Regions from separate parts of the Homo sapiens genome. Here region 2 is linked to region 1. Evidence: chromatin contacts called from ENCODE Hi-C or POLR2A ChIA-PET data. All regions are on one chromosome and are shown on one strand. The core of a region is the stretch at or near the end of the contact, and the rest is flanking DNA. Distances in the headings are between cores, read along the strand shown.

Region 1 (5,001 bases), core at 1,366-3,865:
CTCTCATCCGAAGCCTGGGTATTGTAGAGCAGCTCACCCGTCTGCAGCACCCTGGCCCCCAGGGCCAGAAAAAACTTCATGAGAGTCGGGTGAGGGTCCCTGTGAAGTCTCCCAGAGGAAAAGGGAACAAGGGCTGTCATTCCAGGACATGGTGTTGGTCTCAACAAAGGAGGCTTGTGTGATGGTATCTGTCAGTGGAGCCTGGGAAAGCAGAGTGCGCTAGCTGGACCTTGGGAGAGGGTCTGTTGATTCCTTTTGCGTCTGTTCCCAAGCTCCTTTGTTTTAGATATGACATCCAGCAAGTTGCAGCTCCAAACCTTCTCATTTACAGGAAACTTGCTCTCTATATTCCTGTCCCAAAATAACCCCACACTCATGACTGACAAATAACAAGCCCACCACCCTCAGTGGCTTCTGTATAATTTTCTCCCTAGCACTGCCAGTGCCCCAGCTCTAATGGGAGATAAGTAAACAGATTTGGGCCAACAAAAGAGCTGCCGCTTTCACTATTCCCTGGGCTGGTAGCAAACCTGTTGGGTCTTCTGTTTTTGTTGAACCCCAAAGGAGTATCTGGTTAAATAGTGGCCGCGGCCTAGAAGAGATTTTTTTCAGTTACCTCCTTCTTCCAACGCTCCATCCAAACTTACATAAAAATGTGGTAAGGGGCTGCTCTTCTCCTCTAGCCTAGATTTTGCTAGGACAGGCTGGGCAGTCAAGAACTGAAATCTATGAGTCTGGTCCTACTGGTGCTCCTAAGAGGGGCTGCCACAGAGCAGGGCGCTCCTCATTTCCTGCATCCAGTTCTGCCCCATGAATCAATCCCCAGGATCTTAGGGGCACTGCCAAGCATGAATGCTGCAATCCCACATGTTCCCCGGTACCATCTGCAGCCCAAGAACTTCAACTGGACAGGAGAGCCGGCAGCCATCAACTCCTGTTCATTGTCAATGAAGAAGGCTGGGAGGTGCTATTTTTCCAGTGCCAGAATCAGGCTCACTAGCCGTAAGTATGCAAAACTAGCTTTGGTCATTTTGACATATGTAAATCCCACTAGCAAGCATAGAGCTTGGATGCCCCTAAAATATAATATGGCACTTCCACCAGTGTAAGAATGGGGAAGTTAGGGTACCCATTTATTTACTCCTTTTTTTTTGAGACAAGGTCACGCTCTGTCGCCAAGGCTGAAGTACAATGGCTTGATCTCACTTCACTGCAAACTCCACTCACGGGCTCAAGTAATTCTCCTGACTCAGCCTCCTGAGTAGCTGGGACTATAGGCACACACCACCATGCTCGGCTAACTTTTGTATATTTTGTTTTTGCCACGTAGCCCAGGCTGGTCTTGAACTCCTGATCCACCTGAATCAGTCTCCCAAAGTGCTAGGATTACAGGTGTAAGCCACCGCACCAGGCCTATTTAATCCTTTCTGTACACTAGACCCTGGTGATAGAAATGGCAGAAATACAGTCCCAGCACTCAAGAGGTAATAGGAACATGGACAAAAAGACATACCATACCAATTACAATACAGTGTGGGAAAGACAGTGGAGGGAAGCATGAGATGCCCTTCCTCTGTGTTGGTAATTGGGCCACAGTTGGGAAAGAGGTGAACAAATCTCTTCTGTGAATACCAACTCAGGGACATCCATGTTTCCACTGCAGAAGGACAAGCCAGCAGAAGGCTAGAAGCCATAAACCGAGTCCTGGCAGGATCAGTGCCACCCACTTTAACCCCAAAGCAGGGCTATTTTCTGCAACCGGAAAGAGTGGCATCTGACTCATGGACTGAATGCACCTTGCCCTCCATGGTAAACTCTGAACACAGAGCAGCCAAGGTTCCCCTCTGCCCTGCGTCTGCACCCATGCTGCAGCGTTCCAGAGCACTCCTCAACATCAATCAGTTCAGGTAAAAGCAGGAGGGAAGCACTCTACCTCTCCTGGATAACCTCCCCAGGTTTCCAAAGGGCATTAAATCTTTGCTAAATGAATGACTGCCACCAAGTTCCACTTTGAAAAGCCCTGCCCAGGAACCCCATTTGTATAAGGCAAAATACAAAGACACCAAGAATTCCTCAATACCCTAAGATTAATTGGGGATCGGTAAAGACTAGAAGATGAAGAGGCGCCAAGGCCAGCCATGTACTCATTTCTGCTCATCAAGCCTTAGCCTGGGTTTATCGCTAGGTGATGGGTCTGAACCCTAGGTGCGGCCCGGGGCTGGAGGCCATCCAGGAGACAATGAGCCCCTTTCCCAGAGAAGCCGAGTGCCCAAGGCACTGGGCTGTCGCCGTCAGAAGACTGCCGAGCGGAAGCCCTGCCCACCGAGGTGGCGGAGACAGGCAGGCCTGGGCAGCCGCTGGGGCGGAGGGACGGCTCTTGGAAACGGAATCCGTACTTTAATTAAAGTTTATGCAGTTTTCCAGGAGCGTCCTGTACCTCATTTCGGCCCTCACGTTTCAGGGAAGCCCTCTCCACAGTTACAGGCAGAAAGGGTGGGCCACTGAGCAGCGTGAGCCCAGATCTTACCCCCACCAAGTGAAGCGGGAAATAACTTGCTACTACCCAGCCTCCGGCCCGCCCCTTCCACTTCCGGTCTTACCCGGCTACTTCCGCTGCTGTTTCGTAGCCGACTGCTGAAGGCTGGTTTGCGTCGACATGGCGGTTACCCTGAGTCTCTTGCTGGGCGGGCGCGTTTGCGCCGCCGTCACTCGCTGTGGGTTCGCGACCCGGGGGGTGGCGGGCCCAGGCCCTATTGGCCGGGAGCCGGACCCCGATTCCGACTGGGAGCCGGAGGAACGGGAGCTGCAGGAGGTGGAGAGGTACCGGCTTCTCCCCGGGCCCTCAGCTTGAAGCAGGGCCTCGTGCCCCGGCGCTCCAGGCCGCGCCCCCTTGGCGCCGGGTGTCCTGCCGCTGCTTGCGCAGCGGCCCTTGTTTCTTCTTACCCGTTGTTAGGGGCGCAGCGTCAGGTGTTCAGCTCCCCTGGGACCACTGGTCCCTTCATTAGTGACGTATTTCATCATCAGTTTAGAGAGTTCGGCATGCTTACAGGCAGTTATTGTTCTAGGTGTTAGCTTTCTGGGTGTACGGAGCAGCTCTAAGCCGGCAACATGGCCCGGTTGCCCTTGCGATCAAAGAGAAGAGGGCTGGGCGCTCCATGATTTAGCCTGAGGCTCTTCAAACATCCATTCTGCTTCCACGCATGGCTTCTGCCATTGGTTCTCTTCCCCCAGCACCCTGAAACGACAGAAACAAGCAATCCGATTCCAGAAAATTCGGAGGCAAATGGAGGCGCCTGGTGCCCCGCCCAGGACCCTGACGTGGGAAGCCATGGAGCAGATACGGTGAGACTCAGGATACCTTGTTTGTATCCGCTGTGATGAGAAGTGAAGGATGCTGGAGCCCAGAAACGGGTTTGGCTTTTTTGATACTGCTTTTATATTTTCGTTTACTTTTTGTCGTTGAAATTTATTATCAGAAAAGTAGAGTAATATAACGAACTTCCCTAACCCTGTCATTATCTAGATTTAATAGTGTTTTGTTTTGTTTTTTAAAGAGACGGGGTTTCGCTATCGCCTCGAACTCCAGACCTCAAGTGATTCTCCCGCCTCGGCCTCTCAGAGTGCTGGGATTACAGGCATGAGCCACTGCGCCCCGCCTGGTTTTAATAGTTTTTAACGTTATGACGTGGTTGGTTCATTTTTACTGAAATTTTTAAATAGTAAATCGCAGACATCACAACATTTAACCCTTGAATGTAGGTTGTGACGTTCCCAACCTAAGGTACAGGGATGCTGGTGCTTCCATAGGTAGGTGCATTTTTCTGAAGACAGGATCTATAATTTAGGAAAGCTTAAAAGAGTTTTTAAGTTTTTTTGTTTTGAGTAGGTAAAGTATTACATATGGCTCAACCTAACAGTATAACATGGTATACACATTGAGAATTATTTGTCCCACCCACTCTCCTGTGGGTACTTTTTTTTTTTTTTTTTGGTAGTTGGGGGTCTCACTCTGTCGCCAAGGCTGGAGTACAATGATGTGATCACCGGTCACTGCAGCCTCTACCTCCTGGGCCCAAGCCATCCTCCCACTTCGTCCTCCCAAGTAGCTGGGACTACAGGTGCATGCCACCATGCTTGGTTAATTTTGTTTATTTTTTGTAGAGATAGCCTCATCATGTTGCCCATGCTAGTCTCCAATTCCCAGGGCTCAAGCGATCATCCCACCTCAGCCTCCTAAAGTGTTGGGATTACAGGCATGAGCCACTGTGTGCAGCTGTACTATTTTTAATAGTTTTTCTCTACCAAAAACTAGGCTCTGTGCCCTGAGTGAGCCACTGCGCCTGGCCCTCAATTCTTTTTTTATAGATGGTGTTATTATATTTTTTTGAGGCAGTATATGAGGCAGTATATGACAGTGGTTTTTAATTTTTATTTAAACAATTTTTTCTCCTATTTATTTATTTGACAGAGATGGGGGTCTCACTATGATGACCAGGCTGGTCTCAAACTTCTGGCCTCAACTGATCTTCCCATCTCGGCCTCCCAAAGTGCTGGGATTAGAGGCGTAAGCCACCATGCCTGGCCAGAATGCATTATTTAACCTGTCTTTTATTGTGGGCATTTAGTTGGGTTGTTTCCATTTCTGTTGCTCACTAATAGTGCCCCAGTGAATAACTACGTATGTGTATCATTCTGCATACCTGCCAGGAATATTTGTTATATACATTCCCAGAAGTAAGGTTGCCAGGTCAAAAGACAAATGCATTTGCAATTTGATAAATATTGCTAAGTAGCCCTACATAGATTATGTACTATTTTTCATTTCCATCAGAATGACTCTGGAATTGAAATTTAAAATAAAGGGGATTCTGTAGAGCTGCTCAAGATTTTGTGAGCCTGTAGCACCTTCTGAGTCCTCAGTCAGGTCTAGCTCCTCTTTTTTTCGTTTGTTTGTTTGTTTTTTGTTTGAGGCAGTCTCACTCTGTCGCCCAGGCCAGAGTG
Region 2 (5,019 bases), core at 601-3,100, 2.6 Mb after region 1:
ACTCTTTGACAAATAGATTTATTGCATATGATGTAAAAGGGTCTCATTCAGAGAACTACACATTTACTACACATTTACTAGCTGTTAGATGTGAGAAATTGAAGCTTTGAGAATTGTCATTTTGTAAGCACGCTGTAATAATTGTGTTCTCTACAAAAATGGAGAAATACTTAATCTTTGCAGGTTTTTATTAGCTTCGAAAAAGGGAATACAAATATTTTGATACCTGACTTTATTTTAAAGATACTGGCAAGCAAGGAAAGATACTCAGTTTGCTAAATTATAGCATAGATTTGAAAGACGGAAATTTTTTTTTGTTATTTTGATTCTTTCTGATTCAGAACCTGCGTGAGTTTCCATTCCTGGGATAGAGAGCCCTGCCAAAGCCAACTCAGTCTCCTGTTATTGCAGAAATTTAAAGGTTACTTGAGCTGATTGATACCAATTAAAATAAAAGCATCTACTGCCATTTTATTAAACGCCCTATTTAATCTCCACATCCCAAGTTCATTCTCTCTCTCTTTTAAGGCTATACATGGGCCTCAACATTCTCTCTTCTTCAGTATCAGCTGTCCTCATCCCTATTCAAAGTCAGAATGACTTGGAATCTATTCAGGGCTGCTACTTAATTGGATGAAGAAAGTACTCTGTTGCATGCTAACCTCCCAGATTTGAATTAGAACCAAGGTCCTGAATCTACACAAGACCTTTTTCCCTTTCCTTTCTGCATTTATTTCTTTTTTTTCTACATCTTTCTTTTTGAATTTTTTTTTTTTTTTTTTTCTGAGATAGAGTCTTGCTCTGTCGCCAGGCTGGAGTGCAGTGGTGTGATCTTGGCTCACTGCAGTCTCCAACTCTGGTTCAAGCAATTCTCCTGCCTCAGCCTCCGGGTAGCTGGGACTACAGGCATACACCACCATGCCCAGCTAATTTTTGTATTTTTAGTAGAGATGGGGTTTCACCATAGTGGCCAGGATGGTCTCCATCTCTTGACCTCGTGACCTGACCCCCTCGGCCTCCCAAAGTGCTGAGATTACAGGCATGAGCCACCGCGCCCGGCCTCTTTTTGAATTTTTTTAAAAAAACACCTAAAGTTTAGGAAAGTATAAGAGGCCAAAGAAACAAGAGTTCAAAGAAACAAGAGTGTTATACACGCACACTTGCAGAAAGGTAGTAAAATATCTGTATAGTTCTGGCTGTCAAGCTTTTGGACTGAGATATGCGTAAGCAAGGCAAAAAGATCCCATAGTCCAGGAATATCAACCAGTCCAGTTTCCCAAGGAAACTAAAAGTAACTGAAAATGAGAAGGGTGCCATATAGGAAAATTGAAGGTGGGGCATAATTATTAATACACTGCTTTGGAAATGCTGGTATGGAAGATTCATATATGGACTTCAAAGCATACATGTCTTATACTTAGCTATGGGAAAATTATCATCAAAATCTTCATTTATACAAATCACGGGTATTAGAAATAAAATCAGGTATTGTGTACAGTCAGATCCCAGGTTTACACAAACTAGAGGTTTCAATTAAGTTTCCTTCATTTTATAAAACCATGACACAAGCTGTAAATAAAGGAGCTCTGGCTTTAGGCCTTCTTCTGTTTATAGACAGTAAATTTTAATCCTCTGTCCCTGCAGACCAACTCAAAGCAGTAACCTTGGCTACCGTTGCCGCAGAAGAAACACACCCTGCAGATTTCCAGTTCTATATTCAGTCTTAGAAAATTGGTCATGTTGAAAGGGAAAAAACAATTTTACTTTGCCTCAGTTATTGACACCAAGAAGCACTCCTCAGCCTGTTCAGAGGGGAAACAATGAGTCATTCATGCTGTCAGCCCAGGTGGTGCATGAATTCCAGACAGAGGCCGCTGAATTAACCCGTGGAGGCGTCTCTCTGAGCAGAGCCCGCAATGCGCCTGCTTGGGGCTCCCTGCAGCCTCTGGGGGAGGCAGGGCGGCCCAGAGCAGGCCTGTGCTGGAAAGGAACGCGAAGCCCTGTAACCAAGCCTGTACCTCTGCAGTGCTAGTCCCAAGGGGCCTCCGAGCTGTTTGTCACCATGTGATTGGCTCAGGAGAGGGGTGGAGAAATGAAAACACTCTGCCCAGGATATATTTAGTTGAAGTGCAGCTGGGGAAGTGCTTAAACAAGGGAGCTTTTGTCCTTATGTTGAAGTGTTTTTCTTAACTCCTCAAGGGTGAAAAACTTGAGCCACGTACTGATCCCATTCCCCCCCACCACCCCCAATATATTTTCTCTTCTTTAGGAAATGCTCTTATTCTGAAACTTTAGAATTTTCTAGGGTTTGTTGCATAAGAGGAAACTGAATAATTCTGATGCAGAACTGACACAAAATTTAAAGCACAAACTTTTAGTGGGAGACACAGTTAAGAAATTCAAATAATTTCTTAACACATTAGAAGTTTGCATTCTTGCCATTAATTTTCTGTAAGTTCAAACTGGAAATTGGCTATTTTCAAACGGCTTTACTTGAACTAATTTATGGAGTTAAAAACATAATTAAGTGTTATAAGCTGACAGAGCCCTGTTTCACTCGAGCTGATTCACGGTTTCCAGTAATGAAAGATATCCTTCTGCGCTGCTGAGCACAGCTTCTTTGCAACAGATGACTGATGAGCCGTGTAACGGCTCCTGTTCACATCCTCCTCAAAAAATGGCTGAAAACTGCCACCTTGCTGCAAGGCTTTATGTAAATACTGTATATTAGGGCACATTATCTATTATTAAGAAGTAATGTGGCTGGGCACTGTGGCTCATGCCTGTAATCCCAGCACTTTGGGAGGCCGAAGCAGGCAGATCACCTGAGGTCAGTTCAAGACCAGCCTGGCCAATGTGGTGAAACACCTCTCTATGAAAAATACAAAAATCAGCCAGGCGTGGTGGCGCATACCTGGAGTCCCAGCTACTCAGGAGGCTGAGGCATGAGAATCGCTTGAACCCAGAGGGGAGGTTGCAGTAAGCTGAGGTTGCACCACTGAACTCCAGCCTGGATGACAAAAAAAAAAAAAAAAAAAAAATAGCAACACAGGAAATATTTTCCATGAAAATTCCATTTGCAGTTATGAAGCAGGGGCAAAAACTTCTGGACAAGAAGCCCGTGGTTTTGTTGATACTAGCAAAGCAGGCTGTAATAGTGCTCTCCAGAGAAACAGAACCAGTAGGATGTGCATATTTATAGACAAAGATTTCTCTCTCTCTCTTTTTTTTTGAGACAGGTCCTTGCTCTGTCACTCAGGCTGGAGTGCACTGGCGTAATCTTGGCTTCCTGCAGCCTCAACCTCTCCTAGCTCAAGCAATCCTCCTGCCTCAGTCTCACGAGAAGCTGAGACTACAGGTGCATGCCACCATGCCCAGGTAATTTTTAATTTTTTGTAGAGATGGTGTTTTGCCATGTTGCCCAGCCTGGTCTCGAACTCCTGAGCTCAAGCCATCTGCCCGATTCAGCCTCCCAAAGTGCTGGGATTACAGGCATGAGCCTGACTGAGAGAGAGATTTTGTTTAAGGAATCGATCCATGCTTATGGAGGCTAAGTTCAAAATCTGCAGTGTGGGCTGGTAGGCTAGAGACCTAGAAAAGAGCCAGTGTTGTGGTTCAATCCAAAAGATGTCAGCTGACAGAATTCCCAGAATTTCTTCTTGTCTGGAGCCGGGAGAGCGAGAGGGAGTCTCTTGTTCTATTCAGGCCTTCAACTGATGTGATGAGGCCCACCCACAGTATGGAGGGCCATCTGCTGTACTTAATGTTCACCAATTTCAATGTTAATCTCATCCAAAAACACCCTCACAGACACATCCAGGAGAATCTTTGACCAAATGTTTGGGCACTGTGGCCTAACCAAGTTGACACATAAAAGTAACCAACCACAGGTTAACAAACTCATTTTAAAAAATTCATGTGTTAACTTCACTTGTTAAAGTAACAGCATTGCTTACCATGTTGTAGATGTTGTAAAGGTATAAAAACGGGTACCCTTACAACATCTGTATCCCCCTGAAGGCAAGGATCTCTCTCTCTCTCTCTCTCTCCCCCTCTCTCTCCCTCTCCTTCTATCCTGTTCTCCCTCCTCCCTCTTCTCTCCTGGGAGGCTTGCCCTTTCATCCCAGGGACCATGTTGTGAGGAAGTTCATGGAAAAGCCATGTGTAGATATTCCAGACGATAGCCCCCAGCCCACACCAACATCAACTACTAGACATGTGAATGAACAAGCCTCAGATGATTTTTTTCTCAGCCTTCAGAGTCTTCCAGCTGTGATCCAGACATGGTACAGCAAAGTCAAGCTACCCTCTGCTGTGCCCTGTCTTGATTTATTTATTTAAAATTTTTTTTTTAATTTTAATTTTTTTTACTCTGTAAGCTTTGTTGGTCTTAACTGTCTCAATTCTGACCTGTAGAAACCATGAGATATTAAAAAAAGAGGAAGAAGAAGAAAATTATTGCTATTTTAAGCCACTAAATTTGGGAGCGATTTGCTATACAGGAAAAGATAACTACTATAGTAAGATTATGGTTAACTTTATGAGAAAGTACCAAACTGATTTCTTTCCTTTTTTTTTCTTTGAGGTGGAGTTTCGCTGTTGTTGCCCGGGCTAGGGTGCAATAGTGCTATCTTGGCTCACTGCAACCTCCACCTCCCGGTTTCAAGCGATTCTCCTGCCTCAGTCTCCTGAGTAGCTGGGATTACAGGCACTCGCCACCATGCCTGGTTAATTTTTTCTATTTTTAGTAGAGTCGGGGTTTCACCACGTTGGCCAGGCTGGTCTCAAACTCCTGACCTCAGGTGATCCACCTGCCTCAGCCTCCCAAAGTGCTGGGATTACAGCATGAGCCACCGCGCCCGGCCACACATCTACTTTTGATCAGAAATATTATTACCCAATTCAGAAACCAATCTTATTCACCATGATAGTTCATTGTCACATTTCATAAGACCAGCTCACCCCTACCCCTGATACTAGAATTTATGCTTATACTTCCAATATGTTTTAAAATAATTG

Evidence for each region. Hi-C counts contacts between places; a loop is a spot of excess contacts on that map. ChIA-PET counts read pairs that join two places held with the same protein, here RNA polymerase II (POLR2A). Pooled maps may share reads with other maps.
Region 2: a loop to region 1 is called in a pooled map, with 2.7 times the contacts of the local background. The contact joins the enhancer-like site here to the promoter of NGRN in region 1. A Hi-C loop is called at or near these places in 2 of 50 pooled maps. POLR2A ChIA-PET finds 5 or more read pairs at or near these places in 2 of 52 experiments (Panc1 and naive thymus-derived CD4-positive, alpha-beta T cell).

The regions. Positions count from the first base shown.
Region 1 is chr15:90,263,057-90,268,057 of GRCh38, forward strand. It overlaps NGRN (neugrin, neurite outgrowth associated), which reads left to right and starts at 2,616. Exons shown (of 3, transcript NM_001033088.3): 1 at 2,616-2,820; 2 at 3,232-3,342. The coding sequence starts at 2,657. TTLL13 (tubulin tyrosine ligase like 13) reads left to right here. Exons shown (of 15, transcript NM_001396017.1): 13 at 1-89; 14 at 891-1,002; 15 at 1,664-2,421. The coding sequence ends at 1,911. It also overlaps a transcript of CIB1 not described here. RefSeq lists enhancers at 1,628-2,599, 2,087-2,216, 2,577-2,806, 2,600-3,570.
Region 2 is chr15:92,829,966-92,834,984 of GRCh38, forward strand. No RefSeq gene overlaps it. Among named protein-coding and RNA genes, the nearest start is that of CHASERR, 50 kb to the right of the region's middle. RefSeq lists enhancers at 1,724-1,773, 2,154-2,353, 3,110-3,169. Within about 2 kb of position 1,851, at least 41 of the 41 ENCODE cell types and tissues checked have a DNase peak (open chromatin) inside an H3K27ac peak, as active enhancers do; they include Panc1, where a contact is called at or near this core.